Regions from separate parts of the Homo sapiens genome. Here regions 2 and 3 are each linked to region 1. The links are chromatin contacts, found by Hi-C or POLR2A ChIA-PET in ENCODE. All regions are on one chromosome and are shown on one strand. The core of a region is the stretch at or near the end of the contact, and the rest is flanking DNA. Distances in the headings are between cores, read along the strand shown.

Evidence for each region. Hi-C counts contacts between places; a loop is a spot of excess contacts on that map. ChIA-PET counts read pairs that join two places held with the same protein, here RNA polymerase II (POLR2A). Pooled maps may share reads with other maps.
Region 2: POLR2A ChIA-PET joins it to region 1 with 16 read pairs in A673. The contact joins the enhancer-like site here to the promoter of FOXK2 in region 1. POLR2A ChIA-PET finds 5 or more read pairs at or near these places in 4 of 52 experiments (A673, T-cell, activated CD4-positive, alpha-beta T cell and 1 more).
Region 3: a pooled map shows a loop between it and region 1 (16-fold over the local background). The contact joins the promoter of FASN here to the promoter of FOXK2 in region 1. A Hi-C loop is called at or near these places in 5 of 50 pooled maps. POLR2A ChIA-PET finds 5 or more read pairs at or near these places in 4 of 52 experiments (A549, A673, activated B cell and 1 more).

The regions. Positions count from the first base shown.
Region 1 is chr17:82,518,339-82,521,038 of GRCh38, forward strand. FOXK2 (forkhead box K2) reads left to right here and starts at 1,394. Exons shown (of 9, transcript NM_004514.4): 1 at 1,394-1,969. The coding sequence starts at 1,551. RefSeq lists silencers at 814-1,473, 1,924-2,103, 2,184-2,233.
Region 2 is chr17:82,240,045-82,242,744 of GRCh38, forward strand. CSNK1D (casein kinase 1 delta) reads right to left here. Exons shown (of 9, transcript NM_001893.6): 9 at 2,623-2,700. It overlaps SLC16A3 (solute carrier family 16 member 3), which reads left to right. Exons shown (of 5, transcript NM_004207.4): 5 at 1-42. Among named protein-coding and RNA genes, the nearest start is that of MIR6787, 4.7 kb to the left of the region's middle. Within about 2 kb of position 1,412, at least 34 of the 41 ENCODE cell types and tissues checked have a DNase peak (open chromatin) inside an H3K27ac peak, as active enhancers do.
Region 3 is chr17:82,096,829-82,099,528 of GRCh38, forward strand. It overlaps FASN (fatty acid synthase), which reads right to left and starts at 1,408. Exons shown (of 43, transcript NM_004104.5): 1 at 1,293-1,408. RefSeq lists an enhancer at 1-632 and silencers at 501-550, 611-820, 841-1,030, 1,101-2,580.

The DNA.
Region 1 (2,700 bases), core at 144-2,643:
ATGTTGGGCAGGCTGGTCTTGAACTCCTGACCTTGTGATCCACCCGCCTCGGCTTCCCAAAGCACTGGGATTACAGGTGTGAGCCACCGCGCCCGGCCACAGGATTTTTTCTTTTTAATGTTAGGAGTTTCATTGATTAGTGAACATCTGGACTATTGATCATCTTGATTTAGATGGGATCTTGTAATTTTTTAAACGGTGGCGAAATTCTTTTTTTAAAAACTTAGTATCAGATTGGTTAAGATATTAACTATTCGTTCATGAGAGTTCATATATATATAGTTCATATATATATAGTTCATATATGTATATAGTTCATATATATAGTTCATATATATATAGTTCATATATATATAGTTCATATATATATATATAGTTCACATATATATAGTTCATATATATACATATGAGACGTAGTTTCACTCTTGTTGCCCAGACTGAAGTGCAGTGACGCGATCTCGGCTTACTGCAACCTCCACCTCCCAGGTTGAAGCAATTCTCCTGCCTCCGCCTCCCAGGTTTAAGCAATTCTCCTGCCTCAGCCTCCTGAGTAGCTAGGACTACAGGTGTGCACCACCACACCCGGCTATTTTTTTTTTTTTTTTTGTATTTTTAGTAGAGCTGGGATTTCACCATGTTGGCTAGGCTGGTCTCGAACTCCTGACCTCAGGTGATCCGCTCGCCTCGGCCTCCCAAAGTGCTGGGCTTACAGGCGTGAGCCACCGCGCCCGGCCTCGTGTATATTTTTAAACTGTGTGCTGACGACAGTTAAGTAAATGTGATTCAGAACTTCTGCGTATTTTGCAGGACAGTTTTGACACAATGACATGACTCGCTAGCCAGGAAAGATAACGACATCCAGTCCTGGAGCTGCTGGTTAAAAACGAACGTGTCACCGGGTCCCCTGGGTCTGAGGCCACGCGGCACGCGGCCCCTCCGCGATATTCCCGCACCTCGCGGGGAAAAGGCCGCTCGGCGGCCGGGCCTGGGCTCGCGGGCCGCCGCCTATCCGCACCCCGGCGTCCACGCCGGGTTGGGGGCCGCTGCGTGCCTGGCGCCCGCTGTGACCTTGGGCCTGGTCCCGCCCGCCGCGCCTAAGGCGCTGCCAGGCCGGGCTCAGACCCCCGAGCTCCCGCGCCCGCGCCAACCCCGCGCCAGCCCCGATCCCGCGCGGGCTGCCGACTGTCCGCCCCGGGTTTTCCGCGGCGCCCGGAGTCGGGACTGCGTCGGGCGTCGCCGCCGGACGTGCCGGCAGCTTGGTGCGACGTGTCTTGCCATTGGCCTGCTTCGGTAGCCCCACTGCCGTACGCCGCCCCCATTGGCCGGCGTAACCGTCCGTCAGCGAGGGGCGGGCCCGGCGTGCCGGCTCGGTGGCGCGGCCGCGCGTGCTCCCGCCCCTCGCCGCCGCTCGCTCGCTCGCCGGCCGGCGGCCTCCGCTCGGCCCCCTCCCTCAGCTCCGGTGCGCGGCGGCCGACGACCCGCGCGGCCTGGGCCTCGGCCCGCGCCACCGGCGCCCGCGCGGAGCGGCCCGGGGGCCCTCACGCAGGCCCATGGCGGCGGCCGCGGCGGCGCTCTCGGGCGCGGGCACGCCACCCGCGGGCGGCGGGGCCGGGGGCGGCGGGGCCGGGGGCGGCGGGTCCCCGCCGGGCGGCTGGGCCGTGGCGCGCCTGGAGGGCCGCGAGTTCGAGTATCTGATGAAGAAGCGCTCGGTGACCATCGGCCGCAACTCGTCGCAGGGCTCGGTGGACGTGAGCATGGGCCACTCGAGCTTCATCTCCCGGCGCCACCTCGAGATCTTCACGCCCCCGGGCGGCGGCGGCCATGGCGGGGCCGCTCCGGAGCTGCCGCCCGCGCAGCCCAGGCCCGACGCCGGCGGCGACTTCTACCTGCGCTGCTTGGGCAAGAACGGGGTATTCGTGGACGGCGTGTTCCAGAGGCGCGGGGCGCCGCCGCTGCAGCTGCCGCGCGTGTGAGTGGCCTCGGGGCGGGGCGGGCGGGGTCTGCGGCCTGCAGCGCCTGGCAGGACGGGACGGGACACGCGCCCAGGCCCGGGACCACCCACGAGCGGGGGCCCGACTCTCCCACAGCCGGGACCACCAGCGGGACCCAGGCCCCGGCTGGATCCCAACCCTCGACAGCCCCTGGCCCCGACCCCCGTCCTCCCGGTCCCCTTCCTGGCAGGTGCAGCCCCCCGTCTTTCCCCCTTCCTGGAGCCGGGGCTGCGGGCGGCTGCGCGCGCGGGTCAAGGTTTCTGGGTTCTGTGCGTGCGGGGAGTTCACGTGTGCTGTTTCTATTCTGCAGCGAGGTCGCGCTGAACAGAAATGTGAAAACGGTGTGCGGTGGGAGGAACTGCCCCGAACTAAAATCTATGTCTCTTAACCGATGAAGGGTTGTCTGTTGTCTTTTGTTGTTGTTGTTGTTCAGTCGTTTTCAGTAGTGAGCTGTTTCAAGAGTGCGGTGTTTTAAGCAGGAAGGACTCCTTTTTCCCTGCCGTGTTTTCAGTAGGCCAAATTGGAAGACGCTTCAAGCATGATGGATTTTCAATCTGTGCTCTGAACCTTAAAATTTAGGGAAAACTAGATGCTTTTCGCATAACTTCTACAAAAAGACAGTTGATTAGGAATTATTACAAGGTCATGTAGAGTGTTAAGTCAGCCTGATAGGGAACTGCCTATCCTGCTACAAAACAATTTAGCTTGG
Region 2 (2,700 bases), core at 162-2,661, 280 kb before region 1:
TGCCATGTCCCTGCTCCTCTGCAATGAAAAGCAAGCGAAAAGTGCACATCTCAGGTCCAGCTGTCCCCATCTGCCCCTGGCCTTGCGCCAGCTGGGCTTGAGCTCTTGCAGCCCAGGCTCCTGCCTGCAGCCTCAGGGCTGTGGAGGCCTCTAGCAGGGCTCAGGCTGGCGGGCAGTGCCAGCAGTTGCAGGGATCAAGGTCAGACTCTGCACAGCTAGGCCCATGTGTCTCGGCAGAGTCCACCAGTCCCACCCAGCAGCTGAAGGGAGAAAGACGAGGAGGCAGGGAGCAGACGAGGAGGTGGGGAGCAGGCAGCCCGGGCCTCAGAGGACACATGGCCTTCCCCCGCTGGCACCCCCACATCAGGGCCACCAGGGGACTGCTCACACCCAGGGGTTGCCGCCTCTGGACCTGGCTGTCCCTGGTTCTGCTGACCTCAGGAGTGACCTGGGCTTACAGAGGTACTGGCAGGGAGGTCATGGGCCGGGTGAGGGGTGCTCGCTCCTGGAACCCTGTTTCCAGGTATCTCGGGCCCTCACCCTCCCCTAGGCAGGAAGCAGTCTCTCTAGCTCAACTGTCACCCCTCGTCTGCCCCACTCTGGTCCCCACACCCACAGCACACAGCAGAGGCTCAACACAAAGTAGCCAGGCAGTGCTGCTCCCGGACAGACATGCCTGAGGGACCGTGCTCAGTGATTCAGGAGTGGTCCAGATGTGGGAAGGCAGCCACGCTTGGTTGGGGGCACAGGACGTGTGGGGGCTGGGGTCCCTGTGCCGCAGGGTGGGCGTGAGTGGGCGCTGAGTTCTACTACCTCCTCCCTCAGCTGGTGCCTTTAAAGGAGGGAAGCCATGGGGCAGTGGGTCTGCTCTGACCCGACAGGCAGGAGTGAAGGGGAAGGGAAGGGAAGCCCGGAGCCCACTGGGAAGAAGCTGGGGGCAGAGGTCTGGTGCGTGGGCTGCAGAGCTATCCCCCAACCCCGGCGACAGATTCTAGTGCCAAAAGTGGTTCAGGTCTACCGTGTTGTGAAGATCCCCTGACCAGAGACACGTCCGTCCAGAACCCACTGCTACTTGGGGTGGGGGTGGGGGGCAGAGGGCGCACAGACTTCTTCACATGATCCCAGATCAGAGGGAGAAGGGAGGTGTCCGCCCGGCCTGGGCCTTCCCAGAGAACAGCCCTGGAACAGATGTGTGCAAGGCCTGTGCCGGGGGAGGTGGCGGGGGAGGCACAGGGGACCCAGAAAGGGCTTGGTGGCCCCGGACGCTGCCGTCCCTCAGCCTTCCGAGGGGTCTATGGTGAAGCTCCCGGGAGGCGCTGCCCAGTACCTGGAGGGCCTGCTCTTTTCAGCGTCTAAACCATGCCTGAGGACACAGACCCAGCCAGACTCAGGTTCAGAGAACAAGCCCTCTAACTCTGTCCGCTCATGCCCCCGCAGATGAGATGGAACAGGCCTTGAGGACATGCAGCCCCTGCTCCCTCTCAGGGCAGGGAACCCCAGGAGGGCAGCTGCAGGCCTGGGAAGCTCAGGCAGGAACTGGAACTTGGGTCTTGCCGTTTTCCGGTTGGGGCCGGTGAGCGGGGCAGGGGCTGAGCCTCACCCACGGCCACAGTGAGGCCCCACACGGTGTCTCAGTCTGGGGCAGCAAGAGGGAACCACGTGAGGCGGGCTGGAGACAGGGAAGGCCCGGAAGCCAGCTCAGATGCCCAGGGCACAGCCAGAATGGCTGAGAGGAAGGGCCTGGGAGGAGGCAAAGTCTGGGCAGGAGGGGCTGGCAGAGCTCCAGGCCATGGGCATCCCCACGGTTGGGGAAGGAGTGCATCACAGGCAGAGTTGGCGGGACAGCCCCGGAACGTGGGGCTCAGAAAGCTACACCGTTCTTAGAGCAACCTCCAGGCAAGTGACCCGAAGTCCCTGTGCTTTTTCACTACAAACAAAAATATCCTCCTCTTAGGCAGCGTGACCCTGGCCAAGGGGCCAAGGGAGTGGCCTGGAGTGGAGAGTACTGGGTGGAGGTGGGGGTGGGAGGGGAGCTGGGAGGGGAGGCGGCCTAGCCTGGCTGAGCTCACCCACACACGAGCACAGGTTAGGAGTTGGTGCAGACCTCCCTGCTCTGGCAGCCTGACAGCCCCCGCAGGCCTTGGATAGGGGCCACTGCTGTGTGCTCTGGGGGGGGGGGGAAGAGGAACCCTATCTCCTTGTGCCTGTGCAGGGCCATCGGGCAGCTCCTGGGCTTCAACAGCTCAAGCGACAGGGGGATCCCTGAGCACCACGGCCCTATGGCAGGGGGAAGGGACATGCGCTCACCCCAGGCGGCTGGAGTGCGGCTGCCGGTGCCGCCCGAGAAGGCAGGGACTCTCCAGAACCGTCACACAGAAAGTGCGTGGACTTCTGTGTGCACAACAGAGCCCAAGGGGGCAGCACGGCGAGGAGCAGTCGCCACCCCTCCCTGCCCGGCAGCAGGCCCAGGGGGCAGCTCTCCTGCTCTGCCAGCTCCCAGACACCCACAGGCTGAGAAAGAACAAACAGCCATCTCAAAGAAGTATTTTCACACAGTTCACCTCAACACAGTGAAAACTCTCAAGCTGATGAAATAAAGACCACATGGAAAGGGGAGGGAAGAAAGGTAGAAGTCATTATGAATTTATTATTTACACGATTGTTAAAGTACACAAATACAGTGGCGATACAAACGCACAG
Region 3 (2,700 bases), core at 158-2,657, 420 kb before region 1:
CATCCCTAGGGCACCAGGGGGCTCACAGTGAGGAGCAGGCAGGGTCACCTGAGATGGGGACAAGGCCTCAGGTGGCCAGCCTGCTAAGGGCCATCAAAGAAATGGAGAGGCAGGGTCCCAAAGCCGGGGCATGGAGGTGGCTGGGAGCCCTAGAGGGGGGTACTCAGCACCCATGCTCACCCGTGTTGGGGTGGGGGCCCGCTGTCCAGGCCAGCCCAAGAGCCACCAGGGCTGGGGAGGGACGAAATGGGGATAGCCTATGCTCTGGGGGAAAGGTGGCCCCTGCCCCACTGTGGACCGACCCAGCCAGTCCAACCCCTCCAGCAGGGTCCAACCTGGAGAACCACTCCTGGCCAGGACACGCAGGTGTTGCCTGGCACCCTTCACCTGCGCGGGTGAACCCACAGACGCTTGCCTCCCCATACCAACCCACACACCACAGGAGGCCCTCCCTGGAGCCCAGGTCCCTAAGACCCGGAACGGGTGCCCAGGCCGCCGGCTCCTCCTCCAGCATGAGGGCTGGTGCGGCCCTGGGGGGAGGGGGCGGAGGCCAGCGCTGGTCTGGCCACTTGCACGAGGCCCCAGGGCCTGATACGCGCGCCGCCCCTCGGCAGTGCGGCCTCCCTTGGGCCGTCCCGGCAGGGAGGCGGCCGCCTTCCCACCCGCTGCGATTCACAGAGGCTTGGCTGCCCCGGGCCAGCTCCAGGCCCGCACGCTGGGTCCTCGCCGCTTGCTATTCACGCGGGGTCGACGGCCAGGCAGGGGGTGGGAACACCGCGGCGCGCCCGGCCTCCCTTCGCCCCGGGCGGGGGCTGCTCGGGACCCCTGCGCTTCGGCCGGGCTGCGCCACGTGATGGGGAGGCCGGTCCCGGCGCGGCCCCTGCGCCCCCCCGTTCCTCCCTCGCGGCGTCCCCTTCGGGCTGGGCCTCGGCTCCGGGGCGGCTCCGGGAGGAGGATGCGGCGGCGCCTTTGTGGGCGCGGGGAGGCCGAGCCGGGGGCTCCTCCAGGCCCTTCAGGGTCCGCGGCCTCCCCCACGGGAAGCGAAGGCGGCTGTTGGTGGCTTTCCCCGGCGTCCTTCCCCCGCCATCCGCCCACCTACTCCGCGGGGCCCCGGGCGCCTCCGAAGGGGCACGAACACCGAGACCCGGACAGGCCGCCCAGGCGACCCCTGGATACGGGGCCGGGCCACGCGCGCCCCGAGAGCGGAGGATGAGGAGCCGGGCCACCCCGGGAACCCCGGGCCCAGCCCCGACCACGACCCGCGCCCCGGCCCCAGCGCCGGCTGCTCGTACCTGGTGAGGGCGCGGGCGGCGGTGCGGGCGGCGGAGAGCGAGGCTGGAGCGCGGCGGAGCGGGAGGCTGAAGCGCGGCGGAGAGGGAGGCCGGGGCCGCTGCCGTCTCTCTGGCTCCCTCTAGGCCGGCGCCGACGCTATTTAAACCGCGGCCATCCCCGGGCGGCCACGCCACATGGGCTGACAGCTTGGCTGCGCCGCCCAGGCCAATGAGCGTCGGGGCTGCGCCCCGGGACCCGGCGCGCCGCCGCCGGTGGGGTGATGCTCGTGCGCGCCGCCGCCCGAGCCGGGACCCTGCGCGGGAACGCGCCTGGGGGGGTGGGGCTGGGACTGAGGAGCGCCGGGGGCGGGGCGGGCGGGAAACCACCGCCCCCCGACTTCCGCCTCCCGCCCCGCGGGCCCCGACGCGCACGCGGCTGCGACCGAGCCCGCGGCGCGCCTCCCGAGCCATCCCCGACCCCCGTGTCCGCCGGGGCCACGTGTGCGGGATGGGAATGCTTGGGCCACACTGGGGACTACCCCGTGGCCACACCGGGGGTCCAGCCGGCTGCGGCGGGGCGCTCGGACCCACAGGCGCGCGGAAGGACGGACGGACCCGCGTGCCCGCACTTCGGCCGCCGACTCCACGCCGCCGTCGCTGCCCGCGCGGAGCTGGCTGAGGGCGCGGCGTTGCGCGGCGCGGCGGCAGCAGCAACCAATCGGGCGCCAGGGGTGTTCGCACCGGCCCAATGGCGGCGCGCGGGTGGGCGTTGCTAGGCGATAGGGTGATGGGCGGGCGGCGGGGCGGTCCCGGATGCCTCGCGGGCCGCGGCGCAAGTGCGGGCGTTGACCCCGGCCGCGGGCGCCCCGGCCGGGGTTACTGCCGGTCATCGCAGCGCATCCCCGGTTTTCCTCGCGGGTGCGGCGGGGAACCCAGACCCGAGACGGACGTCCACCCACCCGACGGCCCCTCCTTAGCAGCTTCCCGGGGACCCGGACGAGGCGCAGGGCCGAACGGGCGAGCGCACTCCAGGCCGCTGGAGCTCGGCGGAGGGGAGGGGCGCGGCCACGTGGCGAGCGGAGTCGGCCGGGACACCCACCTGGTGTGGTGCGGACAAAGGGAGCCGCTGCCCCACTTCCCAGGGCGGAGGCTGCGAGTTTTCCAGGCGCGCACCCACGGGCGGGGGCTCAGCCCGGCCCTCGCGCGCTCCCTCCCTCCCGAGTGATTCCTCGAATCGTGGCCCCTTGGGCGGCCTGAGCCCTGAAGCGCGGCCTCCCTTTTCTGACCGCTTCGCGCTTGCGGGGCCAGGCACCCCATGGGGGGCAAGCGGGCCTTGTGAGGCCACAGGTGTCTCTGGCTGCGTGTCCTACTTTGAGGGCTCAGCAAGCCCGGGCCGCTGAAGGGGAACCGGAGACTGGGGCCCCCGGCC